2 separate regions of the Homo sapiens genome follow, and region 1 is linked to region 2. Evidence: chromatin contacts called from ENCODE Hi-C or POLR2A ChIA-PET data. All regions are on one chromosome and are shown on one strand. Each heading gives the region's core, a stretch centred on a gene start or an enhancer-like site at or near the end of the contact. The rest is flanking DNA. Distances are from core to core; before and after follow the strand shown.

Evidence for each region. Hi-C counts contacts between places; a loop is a spot of excess contacts on that map. ChIA-PET counts read pairs that join two places held with the same protein, here RNA polymerase II (POLR2A). Pooled maps may share reads with other maps.
Region 1: a pooled map shows a loop between it and region 2 (3-fold over the local background). The contact joins the enhancer-like site here to the promoter of ZNF500 in region 2. A Hi-C loop is called at or near these places in 2 of 50 pooled maps. POLR2A ChIA-PET finds 5 or more read pairs at or near these places in 3 of 52 experiments (AG04450, Panc1 and WTC11).

The regions. Positions count from the first base shown.
Region 1 is chr16:4,975,650-4,981,971 of GRCh38, forward strand. The region is part of intron 2 of SEC14L5 (SEC14 like lipid binding 5); the gene reads left to right. Among named protein-coding and RNA genes, the nearest start is that of SEC14L5, 20 kb to the left of the region's middle. Within about 2 kb of position 1,287, at least 8 of the 41 ENCODE cell types and tissues checked have a DNase peak (open chromatin) inside an H3K27ac peak, as active enhancers do.
Region 2 is chr16:4,765,912-4,772,072 of GRCh38, forward strand. ZNF500 (zinc finger protein 500) reads right to left here and starts at 1,251. Exons shown (of 6, transcript NM_021646.4): 1 at 1,106-1,251; 2 at 1-165. The coding sequence starts at 67. RefSeq lists a silencer at 998-1,297 and an enhancer at 2,490-2,569.

The DNA.
Region 1 (6,322 bases), core at 37-2,536, 210 kb after region 2:
TTTCACATAATGACTTCTTTTCCTTTGGGTAGATACCCATATTTCAATTTTTTAAAAAAGAGTTGGAGGAGGTGAGTAGATTGATATCACATCTGTGCTGAGGTCCCCTAGACTTGCAGGGGGAAGGAAAGGGGTTGATAGGGAGACTCCTGAAGAGTATGACAGGCGATGGGGGCACCTTACTCAGTGGCTGCGTAGTGGCCAGGCCCCCAAATCAGGCCTGCAGAATAGAAAAGGGAAGGGAGAGCATTGGGCTGGAAGATGTTGGTGCAGCTTGGATATTCTTTCTGCATTCTTACTGGACGTTTTGGCGTAAGTGGCATTCCAGCTTCCTTTGAATTTGGATGAGGAAGAACAGGAAGGAAGGAAGGAGGGGAGGAGGGATCATCTGTCAAGTGATTAGCAGAAATAGCTTTTTGTACTTTACAGAATCTCACTCATTTTTAAAATTTAAATTTACTTAAATGGTGATGTAGAATGAACCATGTGCCAGGCACTGCTCTAAGCACATTGCATGAGCTGACTCCTTTATTCTTCTGACAAGTAGCAAGGTAGCTACTTTTCTTACTTCCCCTTTTACACACAAAGGAATTAAGGAACTGAGAGCTTGATGATTTTTTCACACAGCTGATGAGAGGCAGAGCAGAGATCCCAACCCAGGCCCCAGAGCCCACTCTCTTAAGGGCGGTGCTATGCTGTTGTTCATTCATTCATCCTGTAAATGTCTATTGAGTGTGGACTATGTGCTAGGCATTTTGCAAAGCACTGCAAATTCAGGGATATCAGCGGCTGATGACCCTATTTCAGTAGTTGTGATGTATGAAGCAATAAAATAGGCCCACCTGAGTGCTAGTTGGGAGGTTCTATGATTATTGCACTTTACAAATGAAAGAGGGGTTACCCAGCCTGGAATTGGGCAAGTCTGGGTGGGAATTCAGGGCTATTTAGCTCCAGCCTCCCATCTCCAGATGCTAATTGTGTCAATATGGATTTTCCAGGATGGGGACCCGTAAGAGGCAGCCCTGCTTGGTCCCTGCCTGCCCCACTGTGGCCCTGCAGCTGTGGGCTCTGGGCTTTGGACCATCTCCTTTTCTGAGCAGGCAGGCTTGGATGTCCTCTCCAGCCACCTGGCAGAAGGGCTGTAACTGAATCCTTCTGTGGCCTTGTGTTCCTGAGAGCACCAAACCATGTGTTTGTTTAGCAGGGAGAGGCTCAGGTCTCATTTGTGGGTGGTCAAGCCAACTGTAGGGACAGGAGCCGGCAGCTGAGGCTCTTAGGCAGGGACAAAACTAGTGGTGTGAGCTGGTTTCCAACACAGAAAGGTCCCGTCAGCTGTTTGATCCCGTAGGACCTTGGGAGGTATGAAAGGCACAGGGGCTGGGCCCTGTTTGGTCTCTGCCAGGGCCTCTCCCAGGGCAGGGTGCCTGCGGCCCACAGTTTCTCAAGGTCACAGCAATGTTTAACAAGGAAAGAAAATAAATGTAATTATTCCAGAATACAAAAAGAAACCTGCAGGCCCAGGTGCAGTGGCTCACGCCTGTAATCCCAGCACTTTGGGAGGCTGAGGCAGGCAGATCCCTTGAGGTCAGGAGTTCGAGACCAGCCTGGCCAACATGGTGAAACCCCATCTCTACTAAAAGTACAAAAATTAGTTGGGTGTGGTGGTGGGTGCCTGTAATCCCAGGTACTTGGGAGGCCGAGGCAGGAGAATCGTTTGAACCCAGGAGGCGGAGGCGGCAGTGAGCTGAGATCGTGCCATTGCACTCCAGCCTAGGCGAAAGAGTGAGACTCCGTCTCAAAAAAAAAAAAAAAAAAAAAAAGGAAAAAAAAAGAAAAGAAAAAGAAACCTGCAGAGTTAAAATGAACACATGCTGAATTAAATGCCTACCAAGGGCAACTTCATGCCAGGCTGTCATCTGGACCTCAACTGTGATGAGCTCATGTATATGTAAATCACGGAAAGTGGATGCATTTTAATGTGTGTGATGTGATTGACATGGGTAGAGCCCAGGACCTGTGAAGGCCTCACAACCATCCTGCGAAGAGAGGTGCTCTATAACCTTCCGGGGCTCCCTGGTCCCTTCTAGGTAAGGTCCCTCTCCACTTGGCAGGCGTTTGAATTTTATTCAGCCAGTGTTTTTATTTTATTTATTTATTTATTATTATTATTTTTGAGATGGAGTCTCTGTCGCTCAGGCTGGAGTACAGTGGCATGATCTCGGCTCACTGCCACCTCCTCCTCTCAGGTTCAAGCAATTCTCATGCCTCAGCCTCCCGAGTAGCTGGGATTACAGGTGCGCACCACCACGCCTGGCTAATTTTTTGCATTTTTAGTAGAGACAGGGTTTCACTATGTTGTCCAGGCTTGTCTTGAACTCCTGGCCTCAAGTGATCCACCTGCCTCGGCCTCCCAAAGTGCTGGGAGGATAGGTGTGAGCCACTGTGCACAGCCTTTATTTTATTTTTTAAAGAAACAAGATCTTGGCCGGGCGCGGTGGCTCACGCCTGTAATCCCAGCACTTTGGGAGGGCGAGACGGGCGGATCACGAGGCCCCGAGATCAAAACCATCCCGGCTAAAACGGTGAAACCCCGTCTCTATTAAAAATACAAAAAAAATTTGCCGGGCGTAACGGCGGGCCCCTGTAATCCCAGCTAACTTGGGAGGCTGAGGCAGGAGAATGGCGTGAACCCGGGAGGCGGAGCTTGCAGTGAGCCGAGATCCCGCGACTGAACTCCAGCCTGGGCGACAGAGTCAGACTCCGTCTCAAAAAAAAAAGGAAAAAAAAGAAACAAGATCTTGCTCTGCCACCCAGGCTGGAGTGCAGTGGCATAATCATAGCTCATTGCAGCCTTGACCTTCTATGCTCAAGCGATTCTCCTGCCTCAGCCACCTGAGTAGCTGGTATTACAGGTACGTGCCACCACACTTGGGTAATTTTCTTTTTTAAAAATATTTATGTATTTATTTTTGAGATGGAGTCTCGCTCTGTCACCCAGGCTGGAGTGCAGTGGTGCAATCTGGGCTCACTGCAAGCTCCGCCTCCTGGGTTCAGGCCATTTTCCTGCCTCAGCCTCCCGAGTAGCTGGAACTACAGGCGCCTGCCACCACGCTCGGCTAATCTTTTGTATTTTTAGTAGAGACGGGTTTCACCGCGTTAGCCAGGATGGTCTCGATCGCTTGACCTCGTGATCTGCCCGCCTTGGCCTCCCAAAGTGCTGGGATTACAGGCGTGAGCCACTGCACCTGGTTAATTTTCTTATTTTATGTAGAGATGAGGTCTCACTATTTTGCCCAGGCTGGTCTCGAAGTCCTGGGCTCAAACAATCCTCCTGCCAGGATTACAGGTGTGAGCCACTTCACCCGACCTCAGCCAGTGTATTTAATATCTTCTCCAAGTCAGATGCAGGAAGGGGATCTTCAGGCAAAGAGGCTGGACCCTCAGAGGTGCCCATGGTCAAGCTGGGGAGACAGACACATTTTCAAATGCATGGGGACTGTCTGAGGAACAAGGGCACAGGGAGGGTCAGAAATGGGTTGAGTATGAGCTGAGGGTATGAACCAGGCTTCCGTCCTGTGTGGGAGTGTCTTGAGTGTTGGGCTGTCCTTCAGAGATCAAGGCACTGTTTGGTTCTAGAAGCAACACAGTGCACCAACCCCATGGTCTGACTGCAAGGGGGTCAAATTGCAGCTTGATCCCTCACAAGCTGTGCGACTATGGGCAAGTGACTTAAACTCTCTGAGTTTTGGCTTCTCCATCTGTCAAATGCGGAGGGTGAGCGCTACCTACTTCATCAGGAGCAGCACACGGTATGCAGTGAGCCCAGTGTATGCCTCGGCTATTGCCATTACTGCAATGATGGTTAGGCTTGGGCAGCTGAAAATTGTCCAAATGTGTCCTTTTGGTACTCATCGGCACCTTTTGGTCATCTGAAATTAAAGGAAAGTTTTCTGCCTGACCAGCCACCCGCTATAAACATTCACCCCAGGAGAAGGCAAGGCAGTTCTCCCGGGGCCTGGAGATGAGGCATTGATTGTCCCTGGAGAGCCCTTGCGCTGGGAGGAGCTGCTTTTCTTGCTCCTGTCATTTTCCCTGCAGCAGGAGGATGAGGTTTGAAAGCAGCAGACAGAACCTGAGGTTGGTTTCTGCCGAGGTCCCTCCATCCCCTTCCCTGCATCCCCTTCTCTGCCATCCAGGGAGGTGAACCTCCTTCTCATGCCCCACCGGCCCCATCCTCAGCCCACCCCGATCCTCACTTCTCCAGGTCCCCTGCTTTGCGAGTTACAGGCCAGTGGGACTCAGCATTTCCAAGCCACCGATGCTTGTGACGTAGCCAGAGATTCTGAGGCAGGACACAGTGATTCAGGGTTGTCGTCTGGGTCAGACAGGCTCATGCGCCAATCCCACCACTCCCCGGCCATGTGCTGCTGGGCGAGTCACTCTGTCTTCCTGAGCCTCAACTTGCTCATCTGTAAAATGGGGAAATGCTAGTTCCCATCTCACCAGGGCATTGTAAGGATGAAGCGAGGCAGTTAACACTTTATAAAGTCCTTAACAACAGTGTCCAACAATCGTGAAAGTCCTCTGATGCTGGACAACTGGCTCTGGGATGGACGCCTTCCAGACGGAGCCTCAGCTCGAATGTCCCCCCGAAACATGTGGCTCTGTCACTGGATACTGGGAGAAGTACCTTCCTTTCCTTTCGAAGTCAGAGAAAGTCATGCCCCAGCAGACCAGCCTCCCCTCCGTGCCTGTTATCTGGGGGCTCCAGACCGGGCCTTTCTAACAAGAGGTTTGTTAGGATGGGAAGTGAGTCAGGAACTCTGGCCTTTGACTGGCTGCGTGTGCTGAGTCTGTGGCTTTATCCCCTCCCTGACACCCTCCTTGAGGCTCTTTGGGCCAAGTGCGTGTTATGTTCTTCTTTGCTGGTTAGCATTGTTAGCGCCAAGGGTGTGCCGAGGACCAAGCCCGGCACAGGTATGAGGTTGTGCTTTGGAAAAGCAGGCGATCCTCCTTCACAAGTCTCCTGTTACAAGGCACGATAAACGCTTTCAAAGAAATAAAATGGTAAAAGGAAGGAGAACTGAGGAAGAGGCAGTCGTGCCTAGGAGGGGGAAGGGAGGGTGTCCCGGGAAGAAGGACCAGCATGGATGAGGCCCTGAAGCCTGAGCGTCTCCTTGGCCCAAATCCAGGCCTCCTACCCCTCCAGAAAGCCCCATGTCTCATGCCTCCCATCCCCTTCACTGTCAAGAAATTGATCAGCGTTCCAAGCATCTGGAACAGCAAGTGCAAAGTCCCCATGGCAGGGACACGTCGATGTATTGTTCTAAACGCAGCAAAGCTGGCGTGGCTGGAGCCAGATGAGGGGGCTGGGATGGGAGGTGGGTGGGCAGGGCAGATCACACAGGGCCCGAGGACCACCATAAAGAGTGCAGGTTTATTCTCGGCATCAAGGCCCGTTCTTTCTTTCTTTATTTATTTATTTGAGATGGAGTCTTGCTCTGTCGCCCACGCTGGAGTGCAGTGGTGCGATCTCCACTCACTGCAATCTCTGCCTCCCTAGTAGCTGGGATTACAGGCATGCACCAGCACGTCTAGCTAATTGGTTTTTTTTTTTTTTTTTTTTTTTTTTTTGTATTTTTAGAAGAGATGGGGTTTCACCATATTGGCCAGGCTGGTCTTGAACTCCTGACCTCAAATGATCCATCCACCTCGGCCTCCCAAAGTGCTGGGATTACAGGTGTGAGCCACCGCGCCTGGTCTCGTCAAGGCCTGTTCTGTGTATATCCTCCCCCGAAATCATTTCGTTTGGGAAACAGGAGGGAGACTGAGCAGTAGAAGGAAGGGGAGAAGGTCAGGGGTGGTGTGGCCGCTGCCTGGCAGGATTCTGAAGGACAGAGGGTGGAAAAGGGAGGAGAAGATGTGACCGCTTGGCCCGGGGGGACAGTGCCTGGCTCTGTTTCTGAGCTGCCCATGACAACAAGCCCAGCTGCTGAGCAAACGGTTCTTGGAGGGAGTGGGGACTGGGCCCAACTGGGATTCAAATCCAGGTTCACCATCCCGTGCTGTGTGACTTGGGGTAAATTAGTGAGCCTCTCTGGGCAAGTACATGAGACATATACGCACTTTCCAAATGATGAAACAGGCCCAGAGAAAGGAAGGGGCTTGCCTCGCTGGAAGGAGGTGGAGCTGGACTTCTAACCAGGCAGTCTGAACCCCTCCAGCCTCCACTGGCTTTACTCTGCTCTCTGTCCTCCGTGGGGAGATGATTTCCTTTGAAAGTGGGTCCAGCGTGGCTGAGATCTACAGGGCAGACACAGTT
Region 2 (6,161 bases), core at 1-2,500:
GGATCTCTTCCTGTTCCAGGTCCTGCTCCAAGGTTGGCAGGGGCTGGAGGCCAGGGACAGTGGCCATTGCTTCCGGTGGGCCTTGTTCCTTTTCAGGCCTTAGAGTTGAACCTGTCTCTCTCTATACCTCTGGCCAGACACAGGAAGAGAGTTTTTTTCAGGGCCCTGTGGAGAGACGATAAAACCATCTGAAGGGCAGCCCTGGGGCTGGATAAGCCCTTTGGCCTGGGAAGCCCCTGCCCTGGTTCCAAGGCCAGCTCACCCCACCATGGAAAAGGAAAAGGAAGTGGATGAATGTCATCTTTGTTATTAACCCCCTGTTAATTCCCGGGTAATTTACTGAAGGGCTCTGGGCTTTGCTTCCTCACTGGGCAAACAGAGATGATAACAGGACCTACACACACAGGTTGCTGACAGAACTAAAAGGGATGGCTGGGGGCAGTAGCTGACGCCTGTAATCCCCGCACTTTGGGAGGCAGAGGAGGGCAGATCACGTGAGTTCAGGAGTTGACCACCTGGTCAACGTGGTGGAACCCTGTCTCTACAAAAAATACAAAAATTAGCCCGACATGGTGGTAGCACATCTGTAATCCCAGCAACTCGGGAGGCTGAGACAGGAGAATCGCTTGAACCCGGGAGATGGAGGTTGCAGTGAACTGAGATAGCGCCACTGCACTCCAGCCTGGGCGACAGAGAGAGACTCAAACAAAAACAATCTAAAAGGGATGTTTGCGGTCAGAGCTCGAGAATCGTTATTTTCCATGATTAGAGTGGGTCCTATATGGAAGGGGTTCCTTTGGAAATCTGATGAAAAGTAGGGCCTTTCTGCAGACTCTGCCTCAACTTGATCCCCGGTGTCCAGGTCTGGCGAACCCTGAAGCCCCTACGCGGCCCCGTCAGGCACCCCCGCGTGGGTGGTCACGACAGCCCCCCAATTCCAGGGTCCTGGGAGAGCTGGGACCCCCAGGCCGGGCTGCTTTCCCGTCTCATCCCTCAGGTGGAGGGTGAGCGGTACCCGAGGCCGCGGCACAGACCCGGGTGCTGGCGCGGGCCGCGAAATCGAAGCTTCGGCCGGGACCCGCGTCCCCGCGCCCCCCGCACTCACTGGAAGCGCTGCCGGCCGTGGGCAGTTCGGGGCAGGACCGGAGCGGCGGGTCTCGGCGGGAGTAGGACTGCGGGCCTCAGGCTTGGCAGCCAGGGACGCCAGAGCCGGGGCCGAAGACCCTAAACCAGGGGTGCAAACCAGGCCGTGCGGGTGGGCCCGCAGGCGGCATTGTGGGTAACGTAGCCGTGGCACCATTGGCTAAGCCGGCCGTTGGGGGCGTGGCAACACGGCCGAGTGGGCGGGTCCGCGACGTGCACTGTGGTTAATGTGGTCCTCAAAGGCACGCATTGTGGGTAACGTAGTCCAGCACCTCGGTGACCGCGCGAGCGTGCGGCGACTCTGCAGCCTCTGGGCTACTTTCCCAGTCACTGTTCCACACCCGCTCCGCTCTCCTCTGGCCGCCTCCTCCATCTTTAAAGCCAGCAAAGTCGTCCGGGCACGGTGGCTCACACCTGTAATCCTAGCACTTTGGGAGGCCGACGCGGGCGGATCACCTGAGGTCGGGAGTTCGAGACCAGCCTGACTAACGTGGAGAAACCTGGGCGTGGTGGTTCATGCCTGTAATCCTAGCTACTCAGGAGGCTAAGGCGCAGGTTGCAGTGAGCCGACATCCTGCCATTGTCCTCCAGCCTGGGCAACAAGAGCGAAACTCCATCTCAAAAAATAAATAAATAAATAATAAATAAATAAAATAAATAAAGGCAGAAGTTGTTCAAGATAAAACTGGAAGAGATGCCAAGTGCTTGCGCCCACCCTCCCCCAAGAGGGCCCCCAACAACGTCCAACCCCAAATATCCCTTGTCCTGCCTGCTTCTTTCTGACAACATAATAATGGGCATCAATCTTTGTTGTTGTTGTTAGAGATGAAGTCCCACCATGGTGCCTAGGCTGGTCTCAAACTCCTGGGCCCAAGCAATCTTCCCGCCTCAGCTTCCCAAAGTGTCAGGATTACAGGTGTGCCCAGCCAGGTATCAATTCTTGTATGTATGTATTTATTTATTTAGAGACAGGGTCTCACTCTGTCGCCCAGGCTAGAGTGCAGTGGCTCGACCTTGGCTCACAGCAACCTCCGCCGCCCGGTTTTAAGCAATTCTCCTACCTAACCTCCCGAATAGTTGGGATTACAGGCACGAACCACCAGGTCCGGCTAATTTTTGTATTTTTAGTAGAGATGGGGTTTCCCCATGTTGCCCAGGCTGGTCTCCAACGGCCTCAAGCAATCCACCCACGTCAGCCTCCCAAAGTGCTGAGATTACAGGAGTAAGCCACCGCTCCCGGTCGCATCAATTCTTGAGCATCAAGCAAGCAAAACACATTTGTACTTCGTTTCTTCCTCATTTAGTAATAGAGGTACTATAACTAGACCTACCGGTTCAACAAAACAAAACAAAACCCTGAAGCTCTGAGAGTTTTAAGTATTGAACCCCCCAGAGAAGGTCAAACAGGAAGTACAGAAATGGGATTGGAACCCAAATCTTTGATTCCAGAACTTCAGCTCCTAACTACCAGGTTAACGTAGTTTGCCCCTAATCCTAACTTGGGCATCCTAAGGCCCGTCTCCTATGCTGGATTCTCGCTGCTTTTCCTCTTTGGTTGAACATGATCCGGAGTTTCCCTCTGCCTGGGGTGCCCAGGAAAGAGTCCCAGCACCGAGTTCGGGTGAGCAGCAACGCAGCATACACAGCAGGCGTACACTCAACGTACGCCCCGCCCCGCACAAGCTCCGCCCCGCATGCGCGCCCCGCCTCGCATCCCGGATCTACCCCCGGAATCTCGCGCGTCTTTCCCAAAGCATCGGCTAGGACTCAGCCCGCCGGAAACAAATTTGGGGACGCCGGATTCAGGAAGCTGGCAGGACTACATTTCCCAGAGCGCCCCGCGCCCTCCCCGGAGGCAGATTCCTGGGCGCTCTAGAGGGGGTGGGTTGGCGGCCTGGAGGGTCTCCTCAAGTGGCGGCACTGCCAGGGGCTCGGAGGAAGGGGCTGCAGTCTCCCGGTGGCAGCGTCCTTGTCGTCGAGACTGCGGGCGGTTCCCTTGCGCGCCCTGAACCTCAGTTTCCATATCTGTTAATGGGGGACATTAACCCTCAAGGTTGTAACTCATTCAAGACCATTCATCCAGGCATAATAAATGCATAAACGCTGCACGTTGAGTCCTCCCAACTGCCCCCTTAACTAGGCGCTCGGGTGATGGAGTGGTGGCAGGTGCCTGCTTTCATGGAGCTTGCCATGAGAGGCATACAGTGGACAAAATTACCATGAGAGGCATACAGTGGACAAAATTGCACGAAGAATTGTTTAATCACTTCTTTGGCAAATGTTAGCAAGCGGCGTAAAAGAGGGAACCTGATACCTTCAGGGTGGAAGTGACAGTTGAGCAGCCTAGGGTTAACCTGGGGAACCGGTGGGGAGGATTCCAGACAGCAGGAGTGAAAAGTGCAAAGGTCCTGGGGCCGGAGAGAACACGGTGCGTTTGAGGAACAGAATGGAGACCAGAGATTGGGAGATGTGGCTGGAGGGATGGGCAAGGCCTGACCATACTTGGAGACTCTGGTGAGGATTAAGGATTTTATCCTTGGAGTCAATAGAGTTTGGGGTTTTAAGTAGGATAGCATCGTGATCAGATAAGAAGCTTTGTGGAGTACAGATCTCAGAAAGACTGGAGAGGAGCAGTGAGACTAGCTGGAAGCTCCTGGAGTGGTCCAGAGTTGGGGTAACTAGTGATGGTGGTAGTCACTGACAAGGATCTGGCCAAGATTCCTGGAGCACATTCAACAGTGCTTGGTGGTTGATTAGCTTGGGGTGGAGGAGGGAGACAAGGATAACTCCTTTGTACAATGGGGATGGTAACATCACCTGCAGTAGGCACCATTATGGTAAAGAGACAGAACAGAACGTCAGACACATATAGGCTTAATATGTCCTAATTCTGTTAGTAATAAAGACTACCTCTGTGTTCAGGGCAGTGTTGTTTGTAATGGCAAAACCGAAAACAGTCTAAATGTTAGTCAACAGGAGAATGATGGATAAATCTCACGGAGGCTATGCCAAACAAAAAAAGGCAAGTGGCAATATGATACAATTTTCATAAATTTTGAAAATGCAAAACAATTCTACATATGATTTAGAGACATGTATGCGGTTCAAAGAAATGTTTGGGACTTGGATGAACACCAAATTCAGGATGGTGATGGGGCAAACGTTGAAGAGGGATGTGATGGGGGGAAGGTTCAGGGGGCAAAAACTGCAAGTTTTAATGTGCTTTTTATTTATTTTTAATTTATATATTTATATTTTTATATTTATTTATATTTTTTTATTTATTTTTACTTATTTTATTTTTTTTTGAGACAGACTCTCACTGTTGCCCAGGCTGGAGTGCAGTGGCGCAATCTGGGCTCACTGAGACCTCCGCCTCCTGAGTTCAAGCGATTCTCCTGCCTCAGCCTCCCAAGTACCTGGGATTACAGGCATGCACCACCACACCCAGCTAATTTTCGTATTTTCAGTAGAGACGGGTCTTCACCATGTTGGCCAGGCTGGTCTTGAACTCCTGATCTCAGGTGATCCACCCTCCTTGGCCTCCCAAAGTGCTGGAATTATCAGGTGTGAGCCACCGCGCCTGGCCATTAATGTGCTTTTTAAAAACAACAACAAAAGCCATTATTTTGAATTTGTATTCATGAAGTATTAAAACCTACCAAATGTTTTAATAAATAATCTTAAATAGGCCAGGTGCGGTGGCTCACGCCTGTAATCACAGCACTTTGGGAGGCCGAAGCAGGCAGATCACTTGAGGTCAGGAGTTCAAGACCAGCCTGGCCAACATGGCAAAACCCCGTCTCTATTAAAAATACAAAAAATTAGCCAGGCATAGTGGCACACACCTGTAATCCCAGCTACTAGGGAGGCTGAGGTAGAAGAACAGCTTGAACCAGGGAGGCGGAGGTTGCAGTGAGCCAAGATTGCACCACTGCACTCCAGCCTGGGCGACAGAGCCAGATTCCGTCTTAAAAAAAAAAAAAAAAAAAAAGCCGGGCACGGTGGCTCACACCTGTAATCCCAGCACTTTGGGAGGCTGAAGCAGGTGGGTCATGAGGTCAGGAGATCGAGGCCATCGTGGCTAACACGGTGAAACCCCGTCTCTACTAAAAATACAAAAAATTAGCCGGGCGTGGTGGCAGGCGCCTGTAGTCCCAGCTACTCGGGAGGCTGAGACAGGAGAATGGTGTGAACCCGGGAGACGGAGGTTGCAGCGAGCCAAGATCGCGCCACTGCACTCCAGCCTGGGTGACAAAGCGAGACTCCGTCTCAAAAAAAAGAAAAAAGAAAAAAGAAAAATTAGAAGGCCAGGTATGGTGGCTCACACTTGTAATCCTACCACTTTAGGAGGCCGAGGAGGGCAGATTGCTTGAGTCCAGGAGTTCAAGACCAGCCTGGGGCTGGGCGAAACCCCATCTCTACTAAAAATGCGAAAATTAGACAGGCAGGGTAGTACACGCCTCTAATCCCAGCTACTCGGGGGGCTGAGGCAGGAGGATTTCTTGAGCCTGGGAGGCGGAGGTTGTGATGAGCTGAGATTGTGCCACTGCACTCCAGCCTGGGTGACAAAGAGAGACCCTGTCTCAAAAATAAAATAATTAAATCTTCAAAAAGAGCCTCCAGAGGCTGCAGGGCTCTGTAGACACCTTGATTCTGGCCCAGTGATATTGATCTCATACTCCTGACCTCTGGAGCTATAGGAGGATACACGTGTGTTGTTTTAAGCCTCTGCATTTGTGCTAATTTGTTACAGCAGCCACAAGAAGTGAAAACATATGGAATGTAGTGCTCTGGGTGGCCAGGGAGGCTGTTTCCCCTCCTTTACAACACTGGACAGCCTTGGGGGATCCCCTAACACATGCGCATAACAGTTAGTGGTGCACAATGTGGGGGTGCTATGCTTCCCCCAGGGGACACGTGACTTGTCCTGGATAATTTTTTTTTTTTTTTTTTTTTGAGACAGAGTCTTGTTCTGTCACCCAGGCTGGAGTGCAATGGCACGATCTTGGCTCACT